Linked DNA regions of Homo sapiens: region 2 is linked to region 1. Evidence: chromatin loops called from intact Hi-C (ENCODE). Cell type or tissue: heart right ventricle. All regions are shown on one strand. Each heading gives the region's core, and the rest is flanking DNA. Links, peaks and the distances in the headings are about the cores only.

Evidence for each region. Hi-C counts contacts between places; a loop is a spot of excess contacts. Peaks named below come from ENCODE experiments on the same cell type or tissue, not always from the same donor. Only the 100,000 strongest peaks of a DNase experiment are listed, where the experiment ranks them.
Region 2: a loop joins it to region 1, with 2.2 times the contacts of the local background. A loop is called at or near these places in 3 of 110 quality-filtered maps.

The regions. Positions count from the first base shown.
Region 1 is chr1:59,178,090-59,194,691 of GRCh38, forward strand. No RefSeq gene overlaps it. Among named protein-coding and RNA genes, the nearest start is that of HSD52, 40 kb to the left of the region's middle. In heart right ventricle, for the core only: no CTCF peak of the experiment used is centred there; a DNase peak (open chromatin) is centred at 8,715.
Region 2 is chr1:59,270,614-59,287,215 of GRCh38, forward strand. No RefSeq gene overlaps it. Among named protein-coding and RNA genes, the nearest start is that of FGGY-DT, 18 kb to the right of the region's middle. RefSeq lists an enhancer at 2,022-2,131. In heart right ventricle, for the core only: no CTCF peak of the experiment used is centred there; no DNase peak of the experiment used is centred there; H3K27ac peaks cover 110 bases.

The DNA of each region.
Region 1 (16,602 bases), core at 7,755-10,254:
TTAAGAACATAGAGGGAGGCCAGTGCGGTGGCTCATGTCTGTAATCCCAGCACTTTGAGAGGCCAAGGCGGGTGGATTACCTGAGGTTGGGAGTTCAAGACCAGCCTGACCAACATGGAGAAACCCTGTCTCTACTAAAAAATACAAAATTAGCCAGGCATAGTGGTGGCGCATGCCTGTAATCCCAGCTACTTGGGAGGCTGAGGCAGGAGAATCACTTGAACCCAGGAGGCGGAGGTTGCGGTAAGCTGAGATGGTGCCATTGCACTCCAGCCTGGGCAACAAGAGCAAAACTCTGTCTCAACAACAACAAAAAAAAAAGGAAAAAAAAAAAGAAAAAAGAAAAAGAAGAACATAGAGGATAGGTTCCATCATCTTAATGGAATTTCAAGGAATATGTCAGACCACTGGAGAGGTAATTTGAGTCAAGAGAGGCCTCCCTCTCCTCAGCACATTTGACATCATCACAGAGGCAGACGTGGCTCCAGTTGCAATTGGCTCTGCTCTTCACTGTGTTCCCTAGCAGCATTGCTCAGAGCAGTGACCGCCAGGAGCTAAAGTTGAGGAGCCTGGGGGGCCTTAATAGGGAGAGCCAAGAGATCTCAAGGCCAAGGCCAGCAGGCCTGGCTCCTGTTTCAGGGCCTGGAAGCTTAGTCCTTTAAAACATCAACATATTAATGAGCTGCTGAAGGCTTGGCTTTCCATACATGGGACATTTGGAAAGAAAAGGTTATTTTTGTTGTTGTTTTTAATACATAAATAACACAATCTGACTTTTTAGCACAGCAGAGAGGTCTGAGCAGCCAGAATAGGAAGACCCCCCACAGGGGTGAATTTCTGAAGCCAGTTCTTGCACGAGCCTGAAGCTCCAGGGGGACTCAGGCCCGAGCAGCCAGAGGTCAGCATCTCTGTTTCCATTTTTCCTATAAATGGCAGTCCAACTAGGGCAGGGGAGCAAGGCAATTGGCCTGGGTTGTTGGAGTTGTTTGTTTGACCTGCTGGATTGAACAAACTTAGCATGTCTGTGATTTTGCCCTTTAGATGGCAAAATCTATGTGGACCAGACAGGAGATTTTAGGAGGCCCTTTCTGGTGGCAGAAACAATCAGCTCTATTAAGCAACCAGCAAGCAAACACACTCATTCTTCAAAGCCTGGCTCAGATGTCATCTTCTACATTCAAACCTTTTCCATCTCATGCCTTTAGGACCCCATAACATTTACTTGTGTTATGTGCCTCACTGGGCCTCACTTTGGGCTTCTCAAAGGCAGGAAGGGTCTGATTCTAATTCTACATGTATGTGCTTTAGGACCAAGCTAGGTGCCTTGTACACACCCAGTGTTTGAATGAATTAATGCATGGCTTAACATTTTATTAATGTAGTGTTCCTTCCTTCACACTGCCAACTTCCTGTGGCTCCTATGTAATCTTTCTTTCTTACAGCTATTGTATTAGTTTCCTAGAGATGCCATGACAAAGTACCACAAAGAAGATTGGCTTAAAGAACAGGCATGTATTGTCTATAGTCCTGGAGATGAGAAGTCCAAGGTCAAGGTGTCCATGGGGCTGATTCCTTCTGAGGGTTATGAGGGAGCATCTGTTCCAGGCCTGCCTCCTAGCTTCTGGTGGTTTGCTGGCAACCTTTGGCATTCCTTGGCTTATTGATGCATCTTTCCAATCTCTGCCTTCCTTCATGTTCATGTGGCATTCTCCCTGTGTGCATGTCTAAATTTTCTCTTTTAATAACGACAACAGTCATATTGGATCAGGGCCAACCCTATTCCATTATGACCTCATCTTAACTCATTACATCTGCACTGACCCTATTTCCAAATAAAGTTACATTGTAAGGTACTGGAGGTTAGGTCTTCAAATTCTAAATTTGGACAGGACACACACCTACTCATAACAGTCATGATTTACACCTGGCAATTTTCAAAGAGCTGTCCACTCTCACAGCCTTCTTGAGGTTAAGGATTACATCCTATTCTCATGAGGCTGGGGTATCTTAGAAGGAGCTCTGCTCTAAAAGGACAAGTGACTCCTATTTCTTTGCCTCAGTTTTCTCATATTTAAATCACAAAGGTAGAGTAAATAATTCCTTGAGCCTTTCTTAGATCTGAGATCCTTGCATTTTTCTGGAAATCAGTGTCCCAAGGCATGCTGTCTTTTCTAGGAGTTCTCTCATCTCTAACTAGCAGCAACCTGACCACTAGAATACCTTGCTCTTTCTTTTGCTAATCTGTTTTATGTCTAAAACTTATATCCTACCCCTTTCTTGGCCTCCTCGCTCTGGGGTTCTCATTGCCCAAGATTTCACAACTTAGTTAATAAAAGTACACTTGTTGGCATTGTCATTGATCAATGGTATTTCTCATTTTGTATTCAGTAATGTGGACAATCTCACACAGTTTGTCAATTTACGATTTTTGCTGTGTGTATGCAGAGGTGCACTCATAATTTAATTTTGAAAAACCTTGAAGAAGATGTTATCCAAACAGACGAAAGGGAGTTCATGGTTGTAAAAATAATGATCTAGCCTTCTCTGACTCTCTGCTGTTTTAAAGAACTACTACGTCTGGCATCTGTCCAGTATTTGTGTGGCCTGAACCCATTTTATTCACCCATATGAGCCACTTCTTTTCTTTATGCATGTTTCATTACAGGCACATTGTATATATCTATGTGTGTTTCTCTGTGCATATTAATATTGTCAAAAGACAAAATTACAACAAATTTAGAGATCCTAATTGACTTTCGTTTGTTTCCAGAATTGGGCAACACCTCATTCTACAAAGTAGTTTCAGTGTTCCCATAAGCCGAGCAGAAGATGGTTTTATAAACAGAAAGGGGCCAAGGAAAGCAGAAACAGAAAATAAAAAGCAGATTGGTTGTTTCAAAGTTACTTTCCTTATAAAGGTCAAAGCTGGCCTTATAAAGGCCAGCTAAAACTAGCTTGTTTGAGGTTTTGGCTATTATTTCTCTCTCTGTTGATTTATCAGAAAGTCAGATAAACAATTTTGTCTCAGCTTGGTGATGTGGAAATTTAACATGAATGATTCCATTTTGGTTTGGTCTTTTGGACCTGGTACAGGAGCTCAGTCCAAATCAATGGCCTCCTATAAATTTTATTTAAAATTATCCATTTCTCCCTTTATGCTTTTGTTTTTGATACACTTTACTCCTGACACATGGCCTTTCTCCATCATCTCCTACTCATCTACTAAGACTCAGCTAAAATGCTACCATCTCATGAAGCTCCCTCTTACCTCCCCAAGCAACAGAACTTACGCCATTGCCTGAATGCCATTGTACTGTATCTGTACTTTTCTCTGGCACTTACTCACTTTCTACTTTGTACAAGTGCACTCAGCTTCACTACTTTTCAGCTCTAACTCTCAGTAGGTCAGTTAAACTCTCAAGCCTCAGTTTGTTCATCTGCATGATGGGAACCATAATACCAACGTCTAGAGTAGTTATGAGAATTAAGACAATAAATGTGAATGTCCTAGAACACAACAGATTCTCAATACATATTAGTTCCCTCTCTCACCCCCCGTGTCAGGGTTTGTATATTTGCTCAATTCTGCATCCCCCATCACCCTCTAGAATAGCTCCTGGCATTTTTCTGCATGCTTAATTCGAGATGGATAAATTAATGGATGGAAGGTAAATTACATGGCCTATGAGAAAAATTGCTAATACTTTGGGTTAATACTTTTATCCAAACAATATCAGATTTGAGTCTTCATCAGTGAAAATCCTAATCTAATTAGTAAGTAAATGAAAGCACTTTATGGCCTCTACTTACAGTCCCCATCCCCCAACCCCACCACACACATATACTTTATTTTTTCATTCACTCCTGCCCAGATACTCAGCTGCCTCTTGGATGCTTTATTCAAGCCTGTCTTTCTCCCTGGACTTAACTTATTCTCTATATTTCCTCTTCTTTCTCTCTCCATGTCTATCACAATTTACCTGTTTCCTGTGCTAATCACTTATAGCTCCAATTATCACAAAGAAACATCTTTATTTGGTGTTAGGAAGGGCTTAATGATGTGGTAGCCAGCCTCCAAGAGGGATCCTAATGAGCATCACTTTCTGGAGTTTATGCCCTTCTATAGTCCCCTCTCATATTGAATAAGGATTACTTTATGGCCAATAAAATACTCAGAAAATGACAGTGTGTGATGTCGAGGCAATGTCATAAAATACATTGCTGCTTTCACCTTGGGATCTAGGATTGCTCCCACTGGGGGAAGCCAGCCACCATGTTGTGAGGACACCCAAGCAACCCTGTAGATAGATTAATACACAGAAAAATTAAGGCCTCCTGCCAACAGCCAGTACCAACTTGCCAGTCATATGAGAGAACCACCATGGAAGTCGATCCTCTAGATTCAGGCAACCCTTCAGATGACTATAGCCCAGTCCAACACCGGATTCAATCTTATTAGAGACTTCAAGCTTAAACCACCAGCCAAGCCACTCCCAAATTCTTGAGCTACAGAAACAGAAATAATAAATACGTATTTTTGTTTAAGGCCACTGTGTTTGGAGGGGATTTGTGGCATAGCAATAAATAACTAATATATTGGGTTACCCTGATGCTACTGAGTCCAAATAGTAAAATTCCTGGATTCCAGGAAGCATAGGTCCAGTGAGGGAGAGATTGGGAGCAGATGGAACTATCAAAGCCTCTCATGTCCCCACAAGTTAAAAGTAGGAGATCCTTCAACCACTTGGTTAAACTGCATGGCAGTATCCACAGGAGGTAAACATGTACAAATCCTAACACTCAGAAATTCCACTTGCAGGTATGTACCCAGTGGAAATGGGTTCACCAAAGACACATGCAAGAATGTTTGTTAACAGGATTATTGATAATAGCCAAAACCCAGGAACAACCCAGATGTCCATCAACAGTAGAATGGATAAATACATTGTAGTGTATTCATGAAAACACTGTATAGAATTGAGAAGAAGCAAGCAAGCTATAACTACAAAAAACAATATGGATAAATGTCTCAAATAGTGCATAGAGTGAAAAAAAAGCCAGTTATGAAGAATATCTATTTGTGATTCTACTTGTATAAAGTATAAAACAGCAAAATTAGTCTATAATGTAAAATACCAATTATACTTAGGGGATATAATGAAAGGGGTTTCTAGGCTCTGAGAATCTTCTGTTTTTTGTTTTTTGTTTTTTAACTGCTAATAGCCTGGAGACAGATTCTCATTTGAAAAAAATCAGTGAACTATACACTTAGGATTTGTGTACTTTTCAGTATGGATATTATACTTCAATAAACAATTTACTTTAAAAATCTTACCAAGTTTTAAAAAGAAATAAGTGTACCTGAGAGCAGCACATGTTTCAAAAGGGTCTTGCTTTATATTGAGGAAGGAAGTAGGGGATGAAAAATTCCTAGTTTACTATTAACTTGCTTGGGCCTCACTTGCCCAATAATAATAATAATAAAATAAGTTAATATGTATTATGTACCAACTATACTTAAAGCATTATGTCTGGCAAATAAGTATGGCATTTTATTTAATTTCAAAACAATTTTTCAAACAGGTAATATCATACTCATTTTACAAATGTGGAAGCTGAAGTCAAGAGAAATTGAATAACTTCCCAGAGTTACAACATGTACCAATGTCATAGGCTACACTTGAGCCCCTATCTCTGGTTCCTAAGACTTCATTTTTTTCAACAATTTCATTATTATGCTAAAAAGAGGGAGAGTAAGTAATGTTTTACATTCCTTTAGTACATGATTAAGATCTATGCATATTAAATCTATATGTGCATGTATGTATATGTATATATTATGTATGTATGTACATACCTGCTTATAGGTGTGTGGGTGTATATGAGTGCTCACATAGTAAATTATGTAAACTAGGCTCTGCCGGCCCAGTGCCAAGATCTACAGGGAAACAAAAAAATGTAAAGATTTGCTAGAATGGCTCGAAATATTTGACTTTTGGCGTTGTGTAATTCAAACATCTGAATAAACTCTCTGTCTGATTTTCACCCATATATTTACTCAGTACAGATACTAGCTCTGGCTCAGTGATCCAGTGGGTGAACTGATTAGCATTCCTTCCTGTAATGCTCTCCTTGCTTCTGCTATTTCTGCTTCTGAACTTAGAATAATAAAACTACCAAATGGAAGCTGGGCACATGGTCACCCAACTGGAGACTCCATTTTTCATCTTTCCTTGCAGTGTGGGGATGTGAGGTAGGGTAAGTGATGCCTGAAACCTCCAGGTCACCCTCTTTAAAAACAAAGTCCCTTATGCTGGACTTGCTTCTTTTTCTCCCTGCAGGCTGGAAATGGAATAAGACAGTAACCCAGCCTCAACCAGAGATGAAGCCAACACTGTAGGAATGGTGCAAAAACAAGTTGGAAGTCACATGGGGTGCCCTGTGGAGCAGAGCCACCCCACTCACCTGACTACATTCCTCTGGACTATTAGGTAAGAGAGAAATAAAGTTCTATTTCACGTAAGTCCAGTGTAGGGATCCCTGGTACACTTACCCTGTACCCTACCTAATGCTTGTGGCTTTACAGGGCGGGCGTTAATTCACACCAATACACGAACAAGCACCTTGGGCAAGAACTCAGTCCTCAACAGCCAATTGAATTCCCAAGTGAGAGACTGCTCTGCAGGAAGCAGCCTCAGAGGGACTGATAACGTCCCCATCATAGCTTACAACAGTCTCATACCCACCTTCTTCTTTGATCCTCATCACAAATATATAGAGTAAAAATTAACTATATTCTCATTTTGTCCAAGAAACCAGTTCTTGAACAAGTTTCTTGCTTATGTGAGTAAGGGACATGAAACAAAGCTTGCATCACTCCTGGTCTCCCCAAACAAGGAGCTCCGTGGCAGCGTGAGGCTACATGAAGGGAATCCTGAGAGTGATGCCCTTCCCCTCTTGTTGCAAAGCAACAAAGTTCACAGTCAAACAGCCTCAACAATACTAATGTAAAATGATACAGGAATTTAAGTGACCTTACTTTAAATCAGCCTAGCTCTCTCTCCCTTGCCAACTTTGGATTTAAGTTGGCATAACCAGGCAGCCTTATGCCTGTAGCCCAGATTTTGCCCATTGAAGTCATATTTTTATATAATTTCCTAGCCTGCAGCACACTTACATTCTCATTGTTGTCTTAGGACAAACCTATGAGGTAAGTATTTTTCTTTTTCCCATTTTTTTACAGATGGAGAAACTAAGGCTCAGAGAGGTTAAGCAACTTGCCTCTGGTAACACAGTAAATAGATGAGATCATCCACATTAAATACTCAATATCTTGCCTGGCCCTTCTGAAGTGCTTAATAGCATGTTAGTTACTGCTATGAGTAGTAGGAAGGGATGTAAATTGAAGTCCCCTGGCCTTAAATCCACTATTCCACTTGGCCTCTGTCCTGCCTGTTGCTTTCCCTCCTGTACCTGAGTCTGCCTTGGTAACCTACCCAGCAATTATGATGGCCTCCCTTACATGGTACTTTTCCTGTGCCAGGAACTGTTCTACACGCTTTCCAGTTATTAACTTACGTCCATGCCCTCCAGCCAAAAACCACCAGGAACACAACTGTAGTTGAACAAAATTGAGCTTATTGATGTGTTGCAATGAGGGAGAAATCACGTCATAGAGATTCATGGGGTGCCTCAGTAGAGGGTATTAGAAAGCACTTACATGCTGTGAGCTTGAGTTAGGTGATAATGGAGAGAGTTTACGGAAGTGGGGGTTTGCTCTGTATTGGGTGCTGCCAGAAAATGGGGATGATCCTATGATTGAGTATTTTAATGAATCTTATCTAGAGGGAGAGAAGACTAGAAGGAGGCCTAAGAAGTCCTTAGTAAAGAAGCAGCAATCACTCATATTAGTTGGGAGATGCAGATATTTGGTATTTTTGTGGTTTGCACAGTGACCCTGTTTTTGTCTGTGCTTGGCAAAAAATTATAAAATAGTCTTTTTAAAAATTTTGTATCACTTGTGAGATTATTCATGTTCCATGGGAGAACACCTCAACCTAGCCATGAGTGCCAGGCCAGCACCCAACATGGAGGCCTAGCTTTCAGTGCTCGGTCAGTTCATAGTCCTGTGAGAAGTCAGGGAGTGCTTTTCTCTTTCTCATTTATTTAATCTCCATAACGCATTTATGGGTTCAATTCTATTAATATTTCCATTAGATAGGTGAGGAACATGAGACACGGAGGACTTAAGTTACTTGCCAAGGACACACAGCTAAAACCTGAGAAGCTCAGGTTGGAACCCAGGTGATGTGGCCTCAGAAATCTTCTCTCTTAACCACTATGATACCCCGGACCTCTGCAGTTACCCCAAGAGGGGTCCTGCTTGATTCTTTCTTGGCCTCATTCCATCTGTGAGCCCTTATCATCTGCCCTTGGTGGGGCACACCTGCCTATTGTGGACCATATGCTGTTGAATCTCTGGCTTGCTTGGGTACACACATAGCTGGATTCCAAGATCCACAGTGGGTCAGACTTATCTTCTGGAAAATAGCTGAAATTCCTGACACTGACAGCCTGCCTGTAGCATTCGTTCCTTCCCATCCCAAACTCTCTGCAAACCTACTCCACCCGCTGTGTTGGATACCCCCACCACCACCCCTCATTACTCCCCAGTGACCTCCCCACCCTGGTGAATGAGAATTCTTTCTGGAGGGGCTGAACTTTGGGCCTGCCCAGCCCCAGCTGCCTGTTATGACATCCTAAAAGAATCTGACTAAGGCCCCCGGGGTGTATGTTAGACACTGCCTGCAAGCTTGGAGGCAGTGTGGCCTAGAGGATGAGCTAGCTGAGTTCCCACTCAATAGATAGTTACTCAGCAAGTTACTTAACCTCTCTGAGCTTCACCAGCTGCAAAACTAAGGGCAATTGGTGTTCATCTTGTAGTGTTGGTGGAAGGGTCAGATGAGACAATGTATATTTACGTGTAAAGGCATATTTGGGGAAGATCTCCTACACACAAATGCTCTGTATGCAGTATTTTTTTTTTGAGGGGGTGGGAAATGAAAAAGGGATTAAGTTTCACATCTGTGTTGATATGGAATAGAGAATGAGCAAGGGAGGGCAAAACAGCTATAAACTGTGCTATGCAGGAGAAGTCCTCTGTAAATACTAATCTTCTCCTCTTCCTATAAGATAGAAGTAGCATCCGATTAGGGGCTGCATCCTAGTGATTAGGAGTGTAGACCCCGGAGTCAGACTTCTGTGGTTCAAATCCTTATCCCATCCAATGCTAGTTGTGTGACCTCAGGTAAGTTACTTAATCTCTCTGGGCTTTCATTTTTCTCTTCACATATGAAGCAGGAATAACACCGTGCTTTGCACAAATATTGTGAGCATGCAGGGAGCTGACTTCTGTGGAATGGTTGAACCATGACAGGCTTTCAGTCAATGTGGGTTCCCTTCTTTAGCCCCCAACCCTGCTAGGGTGTTTGCATTTTAAAAGACACTGAAGGGAAAAGGGCAGCCTAACTCCTAGGCATGAAGTGTTAACAAAACAATTTCATGCTGCAGGGGACTCAAGGAAGGCCGCTACTCCCTGACCATACCACAGTGTAATCACCTATTGTGAGCAGTACAGTGTGGGGCTAAATCCTGCCAACATGGGATCACTGGGGAGTTTCAGTCTCTGAAACACCTAGTAATGCAAGATATTGAATTTCATGGAAAGTGTTTTGGAGTTAACATCAGAATATCTGCGTTCTTCATATGATGCCGCCATTTTGTGGCATTGAGCAAGTCACTCAACCTCCATCATTTTCTTCTCTCCCTCCTCAATAGCAGAAAGAAGTTTCTATAACCCAGAGGTAAGACACTTTACTTTTGTTTAGTCATTACAATAGCCCTCTCCAGTATGTAATATCATTAACCCCATTTTACAGATGAGAAAACCCAGGCTTACAGGGCTTGAGGGGCTTGTCCAAAGACACGCAGCTAATGAGCAGCTGGGCTTTGAACCTAGGCAGTCAGACTCTAGTGCCTGTGACTTTACCACGAGTCCAAGCAGCATCTTAAGGTTTCCATGTCCTGATCCAAGCCCTGGAGAATACTTGCCCCCTGTTTTCTCCCAGGTAGTTCTAAAATGAGATAGGCCAATGGATATGACCATGATGTACTTTGTTAACTGTGAAATGTATTGCCGAGATGTGATGCTGTCCTGCTTACTGTGGCTATGAAGGGCAGCATTAGCACAGAAGCCTATAGCATGGATATTTTAGAAGGGCAGATTTCAGATATAAGTGAAGATGGTCTTGCCACAGTGAGACCATCTTGAGTGAGCTGGGCTGTCCCTACCTCCCCAGCAAAGGAAAGCAGCAGGGGGATTCATTCATCATGTATACAGGACCTGAAGTTCTTAGACCCTGAAGCTCCTAGCACAGGGCTGGAATCAGGACAGGTGCCCAGTTCAGTGAGGTCCCCTCCTCTTCCTCTCATTGGATGCTCTCCAGCCACTTCACGTTTCCACTTCACATTCAGTAAATTCTCATGTTTCTGTGAGGTTACCAGAGCCTGACTTGACCTGAATGTAGTTTAGCCAACTTTATCACAGCTCAGGGGCTGGGGTGGATATGTAGAGAGAACATTTTTCCTGAACTCTGGCTCAGACTCCTTCAACATCTGTTGAAAACAAGGGAGTTTACCACACAGCCCTCTCACAACCAAGTACTCAATTAATGCTTGGCTACCCAGAGCGACTTTTCTGAAGAAAAATACCAGTGTTTAATTTTTCTTCACCTCTGTCCATCTTTCTGAGAGAAGGACTCCTGAGGCCAATCATGGAGAAAGAGTCTTTGGTGTCCCCCCTGCTGTTTGTTGTTCTAATAACCTGGGCCAAAGCATGCAGAATGGGCTACTCAATGCACCCCAGTGTGACCTCCACCCTGTAGGAGTGGGGGATGGAGGAGGGACTGGGGTATGGAATGATTAACAAGAGAACAGAGGCTCTTCATGAACTTCTGTGTCACAGCCTTGCTCTGAGAGGGTAGGAGAGCCCTATTTTCCCAGGAAATGGTATGTTGGGGCATGATGGGGGAAGGGGGATGCTATGATTGCCACCAGGACTCTCTCAAACTTTTAAGATCTTTCGGGTTGTAGGTTTGGTCAACCCAAAGTGTGGTCCACAGACCAGCAGCACCACCATCACCTATGTGCTTGAGATCATTTGGAGTGCAGAATCCCAAGCCCCACAGCAGCTAACGCAATCAAAATCTGCACCTGATCAAGACCCCCAGGCGATGCTTGGGCACACTCAAGTTTAAGAAGCACGATCTAGACAAGATTGACTCAAAGCTCCCAACTGTGTTCCATGGAAGTTCAAAGCCCTAAAGTGGGTTCCATGGAAGTCCAGATCCCTCCCCCAAATGTCTGTGAACTCCCAGGGGGCTTGCAGTCTTGTAGTTGCCTCTGGAAACAACTGCCTCTCTGCATGGGACAGTGTACAGCTTGTGTTGCCCTCCCCATTCACTTGCTCTGTCTATTCCATGTCAACCTGGATGGAAAACTAACCTCTTCTTCAGTTACCACCAAAAACCAACTCATACAGAGCATTTATGTATAGGAGATTTTCCTAAAATGTGCTAAGAAGGAAGAGTGAAACAAAATATGCACTTTAACCACTTTATATTGAACACAAAATACCTCTGTTCTTTGACCACAAAACAATAGACAATTTTCACTGGCCCCTTCACCCCAGATAATCCCTACCCTTCCCCACCTCCCTGGATCATCTCTCACCACCTCTCCTTTTTGGCCCCTCTCCATTCTTCTTTCCCTGACTCCTTCAGGAGCAAAACTCCCCTCATTTCCTCATACAGGGCAGTAATGAAATCTTTTTTATTGTCTTTACAACATGCTCTCAGGGTCCCCCTTCTGTCCTCTTTGCCTCAAAAAGACAATGCCTCACACCCATGCTCTGAGGCATGATTCACAGGGGCCAAGAGGTGGAAGCAGCTGGAGTGTCCATTGACAATGAATGAACAAACAAAATGAGGTCTGTATACACAAAGGAGTATTATTCAGCCTTAAAAAGGAAAGAAATTCTGACACATCCTACAGCATGAATGAACCTTGAGCACACTACGCTAAGTGAAATAAGCCACACACAAAAGGACAAATATTATAGGATTCCACTTATATGAGGTACCTGGAGTGGACAAATCCATAGAGACAGAAAGTAGAATGGTGGTTTCCCAGGGATGTGGGGTGAGGAGAATGGGGAGTTAATGTTTAATTGGTACTGATTTTCAATTTTGCAAGATGTAGAAGTTCTGGAGATTGGTTGCACAACAATGTGAATATATTATACACTACTGAACCATATACTTAGAAGTGGGTAAGATGGTAAATTTTATATTATGTGGGTTTTGTTCACCACAATTTCAAATTAAATTTTTAAAAAAACTTGGGCAAGGTGTTTATTCCTTTGAGTCTTAGTTTCCTCACTTCTACCTTGGAGACGAATGTGTCTATTCTCCTCTAACTACACCTCACAAGGCTGTTTTCAAGCTCACATGAAGTGATATTACTGAAAGACAAGAACAAAGGCATTTCTTTCTCAAGAGCAATTCCAGTGCTGAAGCTGAAGATAACTCACTTTTCTTTATAGCTAATGTGGCTTCCATTTCCCCTGCCCGTCCTTCCCAACCTCCCCCACACTTCTCTTCCTCTACCATCACTTTAATGTTGTTGAGTCAATGTTTATTCCCTCCCTCTTTTATGCTGCTATTCTCCCTGGGATTTCAATGAATCTCGAAGCTTCAAGTACCATCTGTGGCCAGATGAACAACAATATGTAACTCTCATCTAGCTCTCTTTCCTAAAATTCAAACTAATATATCCTACTGAATTTATCCCCTATGCACCTCAACTCAGCATGCTCAACATTGAACTCAGATATGTTATTTTTCAAAGGTTCATTTCTCTCTTGTGTTGTTGTCAGAGGCAGCAACAGTGTGTTCATGGCTCTACTCCATATATCTTCTTCATTCCAAGACCCAGGTTGAAGGAACAGCCCATATTTGGGACATGCTATTATTGTGGAAGAGAAAAAAAAAGACATGGCTGAACCTTGCAAATGGTTCTTAATGTTTCTGCTTGTACTTGGCCTAAATCATTCCCATTTAGGTACCATTGGCTAAAACAAGTCATATACCCAAGTCTGGTGTCAGTAATATGGAGAAGTACATCCCTCCTCCAGAGAAACACTGAAAGTCACAGGGTCAAGTTTAGGATGCAAAATTCTTTTACCAGGAGGAGGAGTAAAGAATAATATCCAATCACTATGGACACACTGCCTGTGTGTGAGGCTAGCTCCATCTGCAGAAGGGCTACAGTTAGAAGAGTACCCAGATCTCCTCCAGCAGGAACTTGAGGAGGTGCTGACCTCCTGAAAGGAAGAAACTGAAGGCTTGTGGGAAAAGTGCTGATCTCATGGGAAAAGAATATCTGAAAGAGAATCCTGCCTCAGCCACTCCAACATTTGAAATGGCTTAGGAAAATCATTTCATATTCTGGGCCTCCTCTGGAGTGTCTTTCACTTGCCCATGGCCTTCCTACAAGAATCTACAGGAGTGAGTTCCCAGCAGCAATGTTAGTACATTGTGACCCCACTTCTTGACAATGATTGATTGGATTAGGGGAAGGCTCTTGACCCAGGCTAGTCAAACCAGAGTTCCATCTGTGGCAATGCAGAATCCAAAAAGAGAGGTACAAGTTCAATCTACCCTGTGGTTGGCATAATAACATATGAATTTGGGAGCCTGCCATTTCTCCAACTATATGTACTGAGTAGCTGAGAAAGCCAATCTGCAGAGAAAAATAACTAAAGCTAAGTAGAGAAAAGGGGAGAAAGAAGAGAGGCCACATTGCTTGGGTTCCCTATGGCTTTCTTTGTTGCAGTTGTTGTCATTTTCAGGGCTCTTCCCTGTAACTCATTCATGAACTTCATTTTGATAAGTCACACTTATATCTTATGATGAATTTCTCTATTTAGTTTATACTAGCATTAGTTGGTTTCTGTTGCTTGCAACCAAAGGAACTTGGCGCAATTCACGTTCACCTTTCTGAGCATTAGTTTGTTCACCTGAAAAATTACAATAGTGATGCTGAGTTACAGGATTGTTGAAAGCATCAAATGGATGTGGGAAATGCTGTAAAATGGAATATTATTGCAGGAAAGAGATACCATGGATGGAACAAAATGGCCAAGAGAGAAATTTTGCTCTAAACTTTTTAAATGCTGATTAGAAAAATAATGATAGAAACTAACCAGTAATTTATCAGAATATACCAGACACTGTTTTAAGTATTTCATTCATGTTGACTTCTTTAATATTCACATCAAGTTCATTTTGCACAGGTTTTATTCTTATCTTCCATTATGCAGTTGAGGAAACTAAAATGTAAAGGAGGTTTAATAATAGGATGTAAAAAAAAATTAACTGGGCATAGTGGCGCATGCTTGTATTATCAGCTACTCAGGAGGCTGAGGCAGGAGAATTGCTTGAACCTGGGAGGCGGAGGTTGCAATGAGCCCAGATTGTGCCACTGCACTCCAGCCTGGGCAACATAGCGAGACTCCAACTCAAAAAAATAAAAATAGTAAAAATAATAAGATGTAAAAGGGACCTAAAAGCCAAGGTCACATAATACTAAGTGGCAAAGTAATATTCTTGGCATTTATATCTATTTTCTAATCAGTAAAATGTCACAAATAATAGATATTCCGGGATGGTGCTTTGAGAATAAACTAAGATGTCTTCATGATATATATGGCCCATAATAAGAGATAATTAAATAATCACTTTCATAAGAATACTCATCATAAAGCTATTTCCTTGTTGCATTGCAAATGAAGAAAATAAGACATGAAATTATGAAGAGGTAAATTTCAAATAAATAAAAGGCAATTATGTTTACACAGCAGGAGATGGACTCTTAAAGCCAATTAACCCAAGTGAGGAATAGGCTTGAAAATCTGTAGTACTTACCATGAAACATGGCCTCAGGCAACCTCAGATTAACAGCTCTCTGGCTGACTCTTTCTAGGGCAATGAATACACCCAACTCTGCAGTACCTGTTGTCAATACAATCTGTTTTTTCTTTTATTCTCAGCCTTGAAAATGGCATGTCTCCACTGATATAAAGTAGAGGGAGACAAAGACACTGAGAATTACTATATACTATTGTATCTTGGAGGTTCTGTGGGCATGATGTCATGTTATAAATGAAAAATGGGAGCTCTAAGAGGTAAAGGAACATGGCTTCAGTCTAACAACCAGTCAATGGAAGAGTTGGATTTCAAATACAAGTCTTTACAACCTCAAAGTGCCAGCTTTCCTACCCTCATACCTTGCGATTCCTTGTTAGGTACCTTAGCTGCTTACCAAGTTATCTAATGTCAATAATTCAAAACAACCATAAACATTTATTATCTCACAGCTGCTGTGAGTCAGAAATTCAAGAGCAGCTTAGCCAGGTGGTTCTGGCTTGGGGTTTGTCATGAGGCGACAGCTGAGATATCAGTCAGGTCTACAGTCATCTGAAGGCTTGACTGGGGCTGGAGGATCTGCTTCCAATTGATATGGCTGGCAGTTTGGTGCTGGTTGTAGGAAGGAGGCCTTGGTTCCTCTCCATGTAGGCTTCTCCATAGTTTACTTGTTTCCTCACAGCATGGAGGCTGACTTCCCCCAGAGCAAGCAACTGAAGAGAAACAGTGCCAGGTGGAAGCTATCCTTTTTATGACCTAACCTCAGAAGTCACATAGCATCACTTCCACCACATTTTATTAATTAGAAATAAATCTCTAAGTCTGACCCACATTCATGGGAGGGAAACTAGGTTTTGCCTTTTAAAAGGAGGAGAATTATGGTCTTGATTTAAGACCACCACACTTCGCAACATGAGAATGAACTGGCAGCTCTGTAATGAGTTACCTGTCCTCCGCTTTGAAGGAGTCAGAGGCTTCCAATATGTGTCAGGTTAAAGATCAAAATCCTCAGCATGGCCAACAAGGTCATGCATGCTCTGCCCCTTGCATGCTCTTAGTCTCAAACAAGGTCTTTCCTCACTTTCTATCAACACTTGGACTACTTTTATTTATCCTAAAATGCCACGCTTTTCCCTGCCTGAAGGCCTCTGCAGAGATGTTTGCTTGGCCCTCTGTGTCCTCTCTTGACTTCCTTTTGCCTTGTTAACATTCACACATCCTTCAGATCCTGTCAGAGGCTTTCATAAATCTTTGGATTGTTCTAATAATATTTTTTTCATTTACAGTTAGGTATAGGTGTGATCATTTGACCCATTTGTTTTTCCTACTAGTTTTTAGTCTGTATTGAGACTGCATCTATTTTTTACTCACTGTTATATCCTCAGGATTTTGAATACTGCTGAGCACATAATGTATATTCAATCAACTAAAAATGTGTTGAATGAATGAATGCCTAGACAGCGTTCTTCTCATAGCTGGAGGTGTGCAAACACAAATGGTCCCATCTCTTTACAAGTGTGTTTCAGGGGAGATTTTAGCATCCAATCAGGGTTGACTG
Region 2 (16,602 bases), core at 3,031-5,530, 88 kb after region 1:
TCTTTATAATAGAAAAATTCATGTTCCTTTGGGTATACACCAAGTAATAGGATTGCTAGGTTGAATGGTATCTATATTTAGGTCTTTGAGGAGTTGCCATACTGTCTTCCACAATGGTTGAACTAATTTACACTCCCACCAACAGTGTATAAGTGTTCCTTTTTCTCCACAAACTTGCTAGCATGTTATTTTTTGACTTTTTAATAATAGCCATTTTTATGGGTATGAGATGGTATCCCATTGTGGTTTTGATTTGTATTTCTCTAATGATAAGTGATGTTGAGCTTTTTTCCATATGATTGTTGGCCACATGTATGGCATGTCTTCTTTTGAAAAGTGTCTGTTCATGTCCTTTGCCCACTTTTTAATAGGGTTGTTTGGGATCTTTTTCTTGTAAATTTGTTTAAGGTTTTTATAGATGCTGGATATTAGACTTTTGTCAGATGCATAGTTTGCAAACATTTTCTCCTATTCAGTAGGCTGTCTGTTCACTCTGTTGATAGTTTCCTTTGCTGTACAAAAGCCCTTTAGTTTAATAGATCCTACTTGTCACACATGTATGCATATGTTCACTATAGCACTATTCACAATGGCAAAGACATGGAGTCAACTTAAATGACCATCAATGGTAGACTGAATAAAGAAAATATAGTACATATACACCATGGAATCCTATGCAGCCATAAAAAAGGAGATAATGTCCTTTGCAGGAACATGGGTGGAGCTGGAAGCTGTTATTCTTAGCAAACTAACACAGGTACAGAAAACCAAACATTGCATGTTCTCATTTATAAGTGGGCTCTAAATGATGAGAACACATGGGCACATAGAGGGGAACAACACACACTAGGACCTATCAGAGGGTAAAGGGTGGGAGGAGGGAGAGGATCAGGAAAAATAACTAATGGATACTGGGTTTAATATCTGGGTGATGAAATAATCAGATAATAAACCCCCATGACTCAAGTTTACATATATAACAAACCTGCACATGTATCTCTGAACTTAAAATAAAAGTAAAAAAAAAAGTTGGAATAAAATTGCTGGGTTAAACACAAAACTTGTCAATGTCCTACAGGGAAATAAAATCTTAATCTTTGCAGTTACTTTCTTCCAAATAAAATTATTTGCACATGTGCTGGAAAAAATCTATAAGTTATGTTTCTTCACAGACTCTGGACCTTAAACAACAGAAAACACTGAGTCAAACAATAGTGCACTTCCACAGAGAATTAAATAATCCTTGGGTATGGCTATTACACAATGCACTCCAATGTAATATTGAAAGAACACACAGCTAACAATTTGTCTAAGTTTTTAATATTTTTAATAGGATCTACACTAGATCTCACCTTTTCATAAAGGTCTTTTAAAGGTTGAAAACAACCCAGGTATAAGTGGTGAAGCAGTGGAGATTCAATCTCCGTGACAGACAGTGAGAAAGATTTTTAAGGGAGGAGTCTATCCTAGCACCTTCAAATGACATCATGACATCACCCGTCTCCTCCTTGTATTGTGACTGTCATTTAGCAAAATTTGTGGTTTTCAAATATTTTGGGGGTTAGAGAACCAACTGGGTATCTTTCCACTGGAAATAATGGGACTCTTAATAGTGAAGAAGACTGTGTTTGGGAAATGTCCTGAGAATTGGATTTTCAGATTCCATCACAGAGTGATGTATTTAATCTAAGCAGGAAATATTTGCATGGAAAAGCAGAGCATGCACAGGACTAGAAATCCCTTTTTCAAGCTACCACTTAGTAGCTGAATCACTTCATCTCCCTAAAAGCTGGTTTCCTGAGCTGCGAAATGGGGCCAATAGTACTTTTCTTACTCAGAGAGAGCTTTGGAAATGGGACAGCTCTGTTCACAAGTAAAGGATTACTATTATTACCTATGTGAAAACACAAATGGTAGAAAAGGAAAAAATTCATTCAAGCAGCTTGCTGTGTCAATGCAGCCCCGCCCAACTGGCTAGACCAAAAATTTTTAGTGTAACTGACTACTACCCATGGAATTGCCTGAGTGAACATGTTGTTTTGACATCTACTGACAGGGGTAGCTCCAGAAATCCCCTCTTTACCCCAGCAATGACTCATAAAAAGGGCTCAGAAAAAAAACAAGAATGAGCTGGGGAAGTCTCCTGAGGCTTTAGCAGACTGGGTCAAAAATTGAGCCTCCAGGAAGGAAGGAAGTGCTAAGGCAGGCTTTGGATTTGCACAGAAGTGAACTGAAACATTGGCTCTGCCACTGTGTGGCCCTGTGATCAGGAAAGTGCCATACTCTCTCTGAGTTTAGTGTCCCCATCCAAAAAAATGAAGAAAATAAAACTCATTTCAGTGAATTGATGGGAAATTTGAAATGGTGACAGAAAAATATCAGAGATTTCTTCATACGGTAGGTAATTAAGGAAAAACCCAAATTCCCATCGGTGGCAGAATGAATAAATGCATGTTGGTATATTCACATAAGAGAATATAATCAGCAGTAAAAGAAATAAAGTTCAGCTCTATGTGCCAGAGTAACTGAATCTTTACAATGTAATAATAAATATACATGTCTGAATTATGCATCCAACAAAGGAGTAACATCCAGAGTCTACAAGGAACTCAAACAAATTAGCAAGAAAAACAAACAAACAAAAAACAGCAAAAAAAACAAATAATCCCATTGAAAAGTGGGCAAAGGACAAGAATGGACATTTCTCAAAAGAAGATATACAAATGGCCAAGAAACATGAAAAAATGCTCAACATCACTGATCATCAGGGAAATGCAAATTAAAACTGTAATGAAATACTGCCTTATCTCAGCCAGAGTGACCATTAAAAAGTCAAAAAACACTAGATGTTCTAATGCCATCTGTCCCCCCTCCCCCTACCTAATGTAAATGACGAGTTAATGGGTGCAGCACACCAACATGGCACATGTATACATATGTAACAAACCTGCACGTTGTGCACATGTACCCTAGAACTTAAAGTATTATATATATATATATGTATATACACACACAAAAAAACACTAGATGTTGGTGTGGCTGTGATGAAAAGGGAATGCTTATACATTGCTGATGGGAATGTAAATTAGTACAACCTCTATGAAAAACAGGATGGAAATTTCTCAAAGAACTAAAAGTAGATCTACCATTTGATCCAGCGATCCCACTACTGGGTATCTACCCAAAAGAAAAGAAGTCAATATATCAAAAAGTCACCTGTAAATGTATGTTTATTGCAGTATAATTCACAATTGCAAAGATGTGGAATCAACTTAACTGCCCATCAACTGAAGAGTGGATTAAAAAAATGTGGTATATATATATATATATATATATATATATATATATATATATATATATATATGGAATACTACCCAGCCATAATAAAGAACTAAATAATGTATTTTACAAACTGGAGGCCATTATTCTAAGTGAAGTAACTCAGGAATTGAAGACCAAATGCCTCATGTTCTCACTTATATGTGGGAGCTAAGCTATGGGCACGTAAAGGCAGACAGAGTGATACAATGGACATTAGAGACTCAGAAGGCAGGGGGATTGGGGAGGTATAAAAAATTACTTATTGGGTGCAATGTACACTACTTGGGTGATGGATACATTAAAATCCTAGACTTCACCACTGTACAATCCGTCAGTGTAACCAAAAACCACTTGTACCCCTAAAGCAATTGAAATTTTAAAAATTTAAATAAAAATAAATAGTATATATATTATATATGTGTCTGTGTATATATACACAAGCATATATACTTAGTATATGTATATGGTCTATGTAATAGTATGTCTGTATAAATGGTATATTAAAATAAGGAGATAGACATAACAGGAGTTAGGAGAGTTAGAAAAGGGGTTAATTTGAATGGGAAGACAGAGAGGATGGAAGAAAAGGAACACGTGGGAAAGTATAAGTAGGTGCCAATGTTCTAGTTTTAATGTTTGGTGGCAGGTTCATCAAATACAATATTTATGTTATTATTAATAAAATAAAAGGTGCACATAATGAGAGTATATCATGAACTAAAAGTTGCAATTAATTAAATTCTGGTGCAATAACAACACAGAACAGTCATGCTAAAAATACTGTTGTTTCCTTTCTGCGTTTCTTCTCCTAGAATTTTTTTTTTAAAGGAAAAGTACTTTTTAAAATGTAGTTCATTTTCTCCACACTGTATCCACAGTCTTTTGTCCCATAAGTCTTTAATTAAAGCTAAGACAATCATTGGTTTAGGCATATTTAATGGTTTCTGTCTTTGAAAACTGCATTCTTTATATAGTTGTTTGCTTCTCATCTTCATAATCAGTCTTTCTAACTCCTATTTCCCACTTGTTTATATAATGGAATAAGGTAAAATGCAGTAAGATATTCAAATAACTGAAAAGAAAATGATATTGTACAGGCAAAATGAAGTCAAGAGCAGAGCCTACACATAGGTCCTTCACAGTCTCACCCTGATATGGTTTGGATGTTTGTCCCTCCAAATCTCATGTTGAAATGTGATTCCCAGTGTTGGAGGTGGGGTCTGCTGGGAGGTGAGTGGGTCATGGGGACAGATCCCTCATGAATGGTTTAGCACAATTTTCTTGGAGATAAGTGAGTTCCTGTTGTAACAGTTGTTTAAAAGAGGTTCTTTAAAAGAGTGTGGCACCTCCCCGTTTCTTGCTCTCACTCTGTGATTCGTTGGCTCTCCTTCACCTTCCACCATGATTGAAAGCTCCCTGAGGTCCTCACCAGAAGCTGAGCAGATATTGCTTCCATGCCTGTACAGCCTGCAAAACTGTGAGCCAGTTAAACCTCTCGTCTTTATTAATTACACAGTCTCAGGTATTCCTTTATAGTAACACAAAAATGGACTAATAGAAACCCCAAACTCAGATTCATCTCTCAACACAATTTCCGTCTAGTCTAGTCATACTGAAAGTCTTACTCTTCCCAAACACATCATAACTGTTTATGCCTCTATTCCAGCCCCCTTCTGGAATGTCTTTATCACCATTTTTTTTCTCTCTCAGAAAATTCCTACTCTTTGTTGAGAACCACACTTAAATATTACTTCCTCTGTGAAGTATTCCTGAACGCCCCCAGGAGACTTTGTTGTTATCTCCTCTATGCTGCTATATTACTTGAAAAATACCACTATTGTAGCCTTTAAGACAGTTGTTGTAATCATTTTGTTCACACTTGGCCCCTCTAACTCCTGTAAGGAAATATTAGAACTACTTCACTCAGAAGCGTCGACGCTCTACAGAGTATAAACAAAAACTTGGGTGACTGAGTGATTATTATATTAAATATTTCATACCTCTTCTTCTTGCTGGCAATTCTTCAATTGTAGTGTGGTGCTAACTGCAAGTGCTCAAGAGATCAAATGTCCAAGAGGAAGTTTCTTGGAGAAGGGTTTTTTGTTTTTTGTTTTTGTTTTTGAGACGGAGTCTCGCTCTGTCCGCAAAGGCTGGAGTACAGTGGCGCGATCTCGGCTCACTGCAAGCTCCGCCTCCCGTGTTCACACCATTCTCCTGCCTCAGCCTCCCAAGTAGCTGGGACTACAGGCGCCCGCCACCATGCCTGGCTAATTTTTGTATTTTTAGTAGAGACGGGGTTTCACCGTGTTAACCAGGTTGGTCTCGATATCCTGACCTTGTGATCTGCCCGCTCGGCCTCCCAGAGTGCTGGGATTACAGGCGTTAGCCATCGCGCCTGGCTGAGAAGGGGGTTTTATGTGGAGCCTTGGAAGATAAGAAATACATATATAGAAAAGGGAGAATCCCCTCTGCTGACTCTATCCGTCTCTAGTTGTTATCTTTCTTCATCTCTGTCTGGAAGACTCATCTTCATCCCAGCAACAAACGTAACTGAGTCCAAATAGGGAACAGATTACTGGCTTGTGAGAGAGCCTCACAGGAACCATGCAAGCAAATACTTGTAGACACAACTTTTGCTGGCCTGGGAAAAGCTTCCGGAGAAGGAAAGCTGCAAGATATTTTTAGGTTACTTCTATTTGATGAAATATATTGCCTCTTCTGAAATGTGTATGGATGGAAAGGAAGGGAAGTCAGTGTGACTAATTCAGATAATAAGAGGGGTCAGTTAGGCAGTGAATGCTATGGGAGCTCCTATTAAATAATATCCTGCTATTCAAGGTGAAGCATACTCATGAGCAAATGCTGCAGGCTATTAAGAAAAGATAGCATGGTGTAATGACTAAAGTTCGGGAGTTGGTATTATATCTGAGCTCAAATCCATGTGTCAGATACCTAGACAAACAGCCTCATAAGTAACCAAACTTTTTTGACTATTTAGTTCATCATCGATTAAATGGGAAGGAAATAACATCTACTTCATAGAATTGTTGTAAGATTAAAGGAGATATAAAAACAATCAGTACATTAGAAGTGTTCAGTAAATGGTAGCAATTACTGTTATTTAAACTCTGAGTTTCTGTTTCCTGGAGAAGAAAATATGGTGAGGGGCAGACAATATTACTTACTTCACAGAAGGGTTAGATGAAGAAATCTTTAGTTAAAATATTTAGGATAGTATTTAGCACATAGCTCAGCATTCAGTGAATATCTGAATCAAGATAAAATGAGGAAATTGATCTAGGGTTTCTTAATTTTTTCAGGAGTATAAAGCTAGCTGTGGACCATTTCTCTCTCTCTCTCTCTCTCTCTCTCTCTCTCTCTCTCTCTCTCTCTCTCTCACACACACACACACACACACACACACAAAATTTTGAATAAAATTTTAGTGACTCTCTGAATTCTATTAAAAAAAATGGCATCCCTGGATACCCAGGTTTAAAAATCTCTGATTAAAATAAAGATATAAAATACAGGCTACAAGAAATGAAGATTGTGTAGGTGATTGTTTCTTCCTTTAAGAGAATGAGTCCATTATTCATTTTTAAAACTCAATTAACTGAGTTAGGCACAGCCTTAAGTGTAAATTAATAAACCCCTTTTGTGGAGGACACAGGAAACAATGGCAAATATTCAATCTTTACTCTTCAAAGTTGGACTGGTTTATTTTCTGCCCTTTTTGAACGTGCTATAGATTTTAATCCCCTTTTGGCCTTTTCTTTTGAAGAGAGCTAATGGAATTGTACCCCCTCTGTCCTCATTTTCCATTCCTCAACGTGTCTGGGCTTTTGCCTCCAAAGGTTAACATTGCTATGAAGTAATGTAATTCTTTATTGCTATTTAGACAGATTTATTCAGAGCTCTATCTGCACAGACATCTGTAAGCATAGTGAATGTGACATCCAGAATTTCCCAGTGGGGCTGGATATTATATTTATAGTAGCCAAACTCAAAACTAAAACACAAAAATCCTCAAAACCTCCATAAATTTGGATTTAACTAGAATTGAACAACAATGTGTTTCAAATAATTTTCTAATTAGGGTAGGAAAATGCCTCTGAAGTAAGAAAGTTAGGCATTGGTCTAGCCACACATAGAGATGAGCTCAGTTTCAATTAATTTGCCTTACATTGGAGCACTGAAGTTAACCTTACCCATCATTTCTGGGTTGGATAAAATGTGCAGATTCGTAGAGTCACAAACACTGAGGTTTAAGAAAGACATTAAAATGGCATTCATGTGCTCATAGCGAGCATCAGTAATTGATCACAGCACAATTTCTTCCTGCAAGAAAGGTAGCCACTATCAATCATTTGGAACTGCCATGGGAGTAGAAACCTATTTGCCATATCTGGTATTCTAAGGAATGCACTTAGGAAATATTCTTGTCACCATCTCCACACTCAAGACCCTCTTATGAAAAGGACCTACCAGTGCTCTGTTCCATCTTGGGGCTGTAGAACTTTCTTATATTCAAACATCAAAATTTACCTACTACTTTAAAACTGATTTCCTCCTGGGGGGAGAGGGGGACAAAACACATCTAATCCCTCTCCCAATTAACATTCGGCAGGCTCTTTAATTAATTCCTTCATTTACTATTTCTTGAGCATTAACTATATCATAGGCACTATGCCAGACAGTTGGGGTATCATGATGAGCAAGATAGATCCCTGCTGTCACAGAGCTTCTAACTCCCCAGGGAAGAAGAGATTTGACGACAGCCATGATTCTTCTGGTCTCCTGGCTAACCACTCCCAATTCTGTAAACACTTGTATGAAGTGCCTTCACTGTCCTGCTCAGGCTCCTCTAAATTTGCTGTAATTGGTCTAGGACCCTCTCAAGGGGCGTAGCCTAAATAACACCAGGAGGAAGGCTGGGAAGAGTAAGGCTTGTCACTTCTGGCCCAGATTAAGTACTTTTTCCTGTGAGTTCCTGAAGTCCTCCTCCTCATCAACCTTTTATCTGATTCCCCAGCTGCTCTATGGGTAGGAGATGGAGGGCAATGACTAGACAATCTGAATGAGCTGGAATGGTTATCAGTTTCAGCCTGATTTAGGGCATTCCCATTACAGGCATACTTACTAATTGAGACCCTGGACTTCCAAGACCAACAGACCTGTGCTTGAGTCTCAGCTTTTCCACTTACTAACTTAAGCTAGCAAGCCCAACTTTGCGAGTTTGTGACCTGTGCAGTCATATGTGGTTGGGGGTGGGGGTAGGTGAGCAAGCTCAGGGGAATTCTGAATTTGGTTTAGTGCTCTGCTATCACTGTCTTGAAATTCCTAATAATTTGCTAACATGAGGCTTTGCATTTTTATTTTGCACTAGGCCCCACAAATTCTATAGCTGGTCATGTAAGCAAGTTACTTAATGTCTCTGAGATTTAATGTCTTCATCTAAAAAACAGGGGTGATGATGCTACCTACTACACAGGTTCTAGTGAGTTTTATATGAGGCAATGTGTACTATGCCTTTCCCTAGTAATCCCCCCACCAATGTAAGTCAATGGAATTTTTATTTAGAATATCTGACATGAAATATTCTGAATTTAGTATATATGCTGCCAAAGTGAGTATTTCTAAATTCTATGTACCATTAATTACCTTTTTTTTTTTTTTTTTTTGTACTTCTTCTATTCTCCTAGCTATATAATAGATGTTTGGGAAAGAGGAGTTAACTTTTCTTTTTAACTGGGCATCTGATTTCTTTGGTTGCCTGTGACAAAAATGGCTTCTGGCTAACTTATGCAAAAGGGAATTTTTGGAATGATAACATAATTGCAAAACAGACAAAAACAATAGCAACACTGGAGAATCAGGCTTGGAGAGACAGCTTCCTTCCGAGGTGGAAGAGTTTTGGCAGCGGTAGAAAGCATGAACTCCTACCATTTTCAGTCGCTTTGTCACTCTGCTGAAGATTCACATTCCAGAGATGGGTATCCATGGCGTGGCTTGGTTCACATGCTCACCTCCAGGCTAGGAAAAGGCTGGGCATGTAATTACAGCAGTCCTATAGACTACGGGTGGAGGGGACTCACCAAAATATAAATGACAGGCTGATATGAAGGGGAAATAGGTCCAGAAAAATAAAAACAAAATAACAAATCTTCTGAGTGCCTGCTATATACCTGGTGCTCTGCTAGGGGCTTTCATAGAGTATTCATTTACCTGACATACAGTGCCTAATATGAGTTGAGCACTCTGTAAACACTTGTTGAATACACGAATGAGTGAGTGAATTATTGAACCCTCGCACAACTCTTAGAAGTAGATATTAGTCCCATTTTTCAGAGGAAGAAACCGAAACTCAGGGAACTTAAATAGTTTGCTTAAAATTATACAACTAGCAAGTAGCAGAGTTGATATTGAAACCCGGTTCTCATTCCAAAGCTTATGATTGTTATGCCACTGCATGCTGGCAGCCTTTCTTAAGGTATATGTGGGGACTGCTTTAAACCTCTGTACCTTCTGCTGTGCCTCCCCAAATCACAGGAGCTGATGGATTCTAGAAAGTTTATCTGGGCCGGGGAAGGTTCATTTTGTGGTTCTCTACTAATTTCAGAAAGGAATGTGTCACAAGGCATGTGACTCTGAGTAAGACACCTGAATCTCCTCAACATTAAGTGGGTATAATATAATAATGGTTATCTCCCCATAAAGTTTTCAGTAGATTGGTGAAGAGTATGTTTATAAAGCTCTGGTATAGTTTCTATACATGGAAAGCCCTCAGAAATGACAATTAATCGATAGTCTCAAAAAAAGTATAGAGAAACAGGAAGAAAGTACTGGGGGAGGCATCAGGTTTCAGAAAGTTAAGACTCCACTAGATAAACTATCATTTTACATATATCTTAGAAAGAAAAAGCATTGTCAGTTCAACTATGACATACTGTATTACTTTGAGTTTCCATTTTGTATTATTAATACTGAGAAAATATTTTTTAGACTGTAGACATAACTTTTAAAATGAAAATCTCTTTTAGACTTTTTCAGACATATACTCTAATCATATATTGCCCCTTTGTATATGTAAAAAGGAAAATGTAAGCAAAATTCATTAAGACTAAGACTTCACATTTTGAATGGTTCACCTCTTCTGAAGCACTTTTTAACTCAGTTATTGATGTGTTTCTCCTCACAATATTGTCAACTGAGCCATCAAAAGTATTGAAGAATGCAGAATTTCTTTAAAGAGTGCTACACTGTTGTCTTGGGAATGTTCTGTCAAGCCACTGATATCAATTCACAAAATTTGATGCTGATGCTATCTTTTTTGATTTTACTGTAAGATACCAGTGGAAGTTTTCCAGACAGTAACTGTAACTTGCATTTGTTTCTCCAAAGGTCTATAGGTGGTTTGTTGATTAAAACATCAATGGCTTTAGTTGTCTAGTCATTCTGTCCAAGAATTATAACCAAGTACTTGTAGGCAGGCAGTGATGCTATAGCATTGGTAATTTGACATCATCGATTATAAGGTATGCCCTGATTTCAATGTTAAATGTTAAGTAAGAATGTGTATCTTAGTCTGGGTGTGGTGGCTCATGCCTGTAATCCCAGCACTTTGGGAGGCTGAGGTGGGTGGATCACCTGAGGTCAGGAGTTCAAGACCAGCCTGACCAACATGGTGAAACGCCATCTCTACTAAAAATACAAAATTAGTCGGGCATGGTGGCACATGCTTATAATCCCAGCTACTCAGGAAGCTGAGGCAGGAAAATTGCTTGAACCTGGGAGGCAGAGGTTGCAGTGAGCCGAGATCACACCATTGCACTCCAGCCTGGGCAACGAGTGAAACTCCATCTCAAAAAACAAAAATAAATAAAAATAAAATAATAATAATAATAATAACAATAATGTGTATCACAGAATACATGAAATATGGCCGTAGAAAAGTTCTGGGAATTAGATGTTTTCAGGCCTTGTATTCTATATCTTGCTTTGTCACACTAGCTTATGACTTCAGAAAATTTTCAAATGTTTGAAGGTATAACCTTGTTGAATCCCCTCACTTCACAGATAAGAAAACTAAAGTGCAAAGAAGTGTTGCAACTTAAATTATCCAAGGACACTCTGAGTAGGATAGGCTGACTTGGGTTCCTCTGTCCTGTTCATTCTGCTTCACTGTTTCCATGAAAAAAGGATTATTCCAGAAGAGTACAAAGTATTGGCAATAATTTGCACTCTATCTAGAAGCTCCACAATGTTCTCTAATCACTCACTATCTATTCTGGGCATCTCCAACTGCTTTAGTCTTTCTTGGCCTTTAAATCCCAAATCAAATGTCACCTCTGTTGGGATGTGTTTTTTTTTTTTTTTTTCAAGAGCCTTTCCCATTCTTTATCTCCCCAAGCAAGTAATTGCTCCAGGTTTTGTGGTTCCACAGCACTTAATTCCTAATACTCTCATAAAAATCACCACATTGTTAGATTTTAATTTGTTTCAAAATCTTTTTTAAAAACTTATCAAAAAATCTCAAACATATGCAAAGTAAATAGAATAGTTTAATTAACCTGTGTTCCCATCATACAACTTCAACTATAAACTTCCTGCCATTACTAATTCTTCTATACATCCCATCACTCTTTACCCCCAAGTAAATTATGCATTTGATGTAAAATTTATATATAATGAAATGAACAATTACAAATAGATATGTTCATGTAACTCACAAACCTATCCATGTTTTGAACATTTTCAATACTCCAGAAAGTTTTCTTATGTTCCTTCACAGTTTGGCTCCCCCAACCTCTTCTACTCTCTCAAGGCAATTATCAAATGACTTTTTTTCCACTATAAATTAGTTTAGATTGGATTAGACTTCACATAAATTATAAATTTTAATTAGTTTAGATTCGATTAAAACGTCACATAAATGCAATCACATAGATATGTGCAAAGAATTTCATTAAGATGCTTGCATAGAGGCACCCAGAAGTGGTGTTGCCCACAAAAAAAGGACCAAAGCAAAAAATAGATAACCAGGCTTCACATAGGACATCTAAAGGAGAACACTGGAATTCAGGAAGGAACTGAGAAAGACCCTCCGAGGCATAGAAACTTGAGATAGCAGCATAGAGAGGGAAGTGAAGCAGCTAGACAGAAGCAACTCTGAGGCAAGAGAGACTCCTCATAGCCAGAAGAGGTAAGTGGGAGATCCCTAGCAGTCCACATTCCACCACATATGCCTGCAATTCTGAGTTAAGAAGAGTCTTCCAGCCCTCAGAGGTCATGAGCCTAGTATAGGAAGCTGCCTGGAGTCCACATGACTGCAATCCCAAAGAAGAAATCAACACTGCACCCCCATCCTCTGGGGCCCAGGCTGCTGCAACATGGCATTATTTTGAGAACAAAGCCACCACTAAATCCTGCCCTGGGGCTCAATAGCTCTAGCACTTCCACATCCCTGGGGAACACCTTGACATCCCCCCGAGAGATACCCAGAAGGATGCAGCATCATGAAACCAGCTGGAATCAGCAGTGCAGATGTGACCTTGGCACCTGACTCCAGGCAGTACCCTATATCCCAGTGCAAAGGCAGTTCAGTACATCAGGGGGATTGCCCCAGGACATAAAGACCTGAAGTACACATTCCCCAGAATCTGAGCGGTATCTCTCCACTGACAGTGGCCCTGCACTTTACAGTGGCAGGGTTGCTGCGTGCCTGCATGTGCCATCCAGAGACCCAAAGACCAGACTGCCCAGGGCCCACTGCACTGTCCAGGACTTAAAGACCAGCCCACCTGGGGCCTAATGCCACCACCTATGAACCTGCCCCCTTGAGGGGCAGGGAGACCACATACCCATGTGTGCCCCTGAGAAACACAAAGCCCAGACTGCCTAGTGTCCCTGTCCCCAGCAAAAATGCTTCACAGCCTTCACAAACAACCACAGCCTAAGCCACTAAGAAGCTCACAGGTAACACTGACATTTATTATAGATGTAAAAATCATACAAAGACTATACTGCACCCACCCAGATCCAAAGCCAAAGTACCCTACTCAACTGACACTATAGATACATCTACAGGAAAAGAATCATCCCCTACAAAAGGTACTCCATAAAATTGGAAGAAGCAACTGTTACATCAGATGTATAGATATCAACGTACGGATATAAGAAACATAGAAAAACAAGGAAACATGATACTTCCAAAGGAACACAGTAATTCCCCAGGAGCAGACCCAAAGAAAGGAAAATCTATGCAATTCCTGAAAAGAAATGGAAACTAATGATCTTAAGGAAATTCAGTGAGATACAAGAGAACACAGATAGATAATACAAAGCAATAATAAAAACAATTTATGACCCAAATGAGAAATTCAACAGAGACAAATATCATAAAAAGGAACCAAACAGAAATCTTGGAACTGAATAATTAAATGAATAAAATAAAGAATATAATTGGGAGTTTCAACAATAGATTAGATCAAAAAGAATAATTTCTGAACCCAAAGACAGGTCTTTTGAAATAACTCAGTCAGACAAAAAGAAAAAGACAAAAGAATAAAAACAAATGAAGAACACCTACATAACATATGGAATATCATTAAGTAAACAAATATTCAAACTTTGGGAGTTCCAGAAGAAGAAGAAGAGATGGGAAAAGAGAAGAGATCTTAGTCATAGTCATAAATTCTTTGCTTGACCAATGTCCAGAAGAGTTTTCCCTAGGTTCTCTTCTAGTATTTTTAAAGTTTTGTGTCTTACATCAAAGTATTTAATCCATCTTGAGTTGATTTTTGTATATGTTGAGAGATAGGGGTTCAGTTTCATTCTTCTGCATATAGCAATCCAATTCCTCCAGCACCATTTATTGAAAAGGGTATCCTTTCCCCAATATAGGCTCGTCTCAGTATTCTTTGTCAAAGATCAGTTGGCTGTAAATACGTAACTTTACTCCTAGGTTCTGTATTCTATCCCATTGAACAATGTATCTATTTTTATACCAGTACTATTCTGTTTTAGTTACCATTGCCTTGTAATATAACTTAAAGTCAGGTAATGTAATGCCTCCAGCTTTGTTCTTTTTCCTTAGGATTGCTCTGGTTATTCAGGCTCTTTTTGGTTCAACAAATTTTTAAAAATCAAATAATATCAGTGAAATAAAACTAGAATAAAATAAAACTGGACATCAATAATAAGAAAAACTTTGGAAACTGTACAAATATAAAACAATTAAAAATATTCTTCTGAACCACTAATAGGTCTATGAAGAAATTAAGAAGTAAATTAAGAAATGTCTTAAAACCAGTGAAACTAGAAACACAACATACTGAAGTCTATGGGATACAACAAAGGCATTATTAAGAGGGAATTTTACAGCAATAAATTCCTACAACGAAAGAGTAGAAATTTCAAATAAACAACCTAATGTGCACTTCAAGGAACTAAAAAAGCCAAAACAAAGCACACATAAAATTAGTAAAAGAAAAGAAATAATAAAGATCAGAGAAGAACTAAATAAAAGAAATAAAAAAATAAAAGACCAACAAAATGAAAAATCAGTTTTTGAAAAGATAAATAAGATTGACAAACTATTAGCTAAATTAAGAACAAAAGACAAAAGATCCAAATAATAAAATTTCAAATAAAAAGGGAGAGAATATAGCTGATACCATAGAAATACAATGTACCATTAGAAACTGTTATGAACAACTATATGCCAACAAATTGGAAAACCTAGGGGATAAAATTCCGGGACACATGTAACCTACAAAGAGTGAACCAAGAAGAAATAAAAAACCTAAACAGACCAGTAATGAGTAACAAGATTGAATCAGTAATAAAACATCTACCAACCAACAAAGAAAAACCGAGGACCAGATGGCTTTACTGCTGAATTCTCCTGAACTTTTTTTTTTTTTTTTTCCTGATTGCCTAGGCTAGAGCGCGATGGTGCAATCATAGCTCAGTGTAACCTCAAACTGCTGGGCTCAAGCAATCCTTTTGCCTTAGCCTCTCAACAGGTGCATGCCACCATGCCCAAGCTAAACATTTTTAAAACTTTTTTGTAGAGATAGCATCTCACTAAGTTGCTTAGGCTGGTCTTGAGCTCCTGGCTTCAAGCAATCCTGCTGCCTCAGCTTCCCAAAGCACTGGGATCACAAGTGTAAGCCACTGCACCTGACCCCGCACTTTTAAAGGACTAACACCTTCTTTAAAAGGTATCATTCTGAAAAGCCAGTATTAACCGGATTCCAAAAGTAGACAAAGACATAACAAAAAACTTACAGGCCAATATTCCTGATGAATATAGTTGTAAAAATTCTCAACAAAATACTAGCAAATCAAATCCAACAGCACATCAAAAAGATTACAGACCATGATCAAGTGAAATTTATCTCAGGGATGCAAGGATTTTTCAACAGACACAAATCAATAAATGTGATATATCACATCAGCTGAATGAAGGACAAAAGTCTTATAAACATCTCAATAGATAAAAAAAGCATTTGGTAAAATTCAACATCTCTTTATGATAAAAATTCTCAACTATTAATAGGTGAAGAAGGGACATATTTTATCACACAAAAAAACTTTATGCTAACAAAAAAAACCACACAGCTAACATTATATTGAATAAGGAAAAGCTGAAATCTTTTTTTCTAAGAACCGTGACAAGACAAGGATGCCCACCTTCACCACTGTTATTTACCATAGTACTTGATGTACTAGTCAGAGCCATTAGGCAAGATAAAGAGATAAAGGGCATATAAATTAGAAAAGAGAAAGCCAAATTGTTCCTGTTTGCAGACGACATGATCTTATATACAGAAAAACCTTAACACTTCACTAAAATACTCTTAGAACTGATAAACGAATTCAGTAAAGTGGCAGGATACACAATCAACACACAAAAATCAATAGCATTTCTAAACACCAATAATAAACTGCCTGAAAAAGAAATTGAGAAAGTGACCTCATTTATAACAGCTATGAAGAAATAAAATACTTAGGTATAAATTTAATCAAGGACGTGAAATACTTAGGAATAAATTTAGCCAAGAACATGAAAGACTCACAAAAAAAATTATGAAACGCTGATGAAAAAATTTGAAGACATACAAAAAATAAAAAGATATTCCATGTTCATGGATTAAAAGAATTAATAGTGTTAAAATGGCCATACTACCAAACGTAATTTACAGAATCAGTACAATTCTTATCAAAAGACCAATGACATTCTTCACAGAAATAGAAAAAGCAATCCTAAAATTT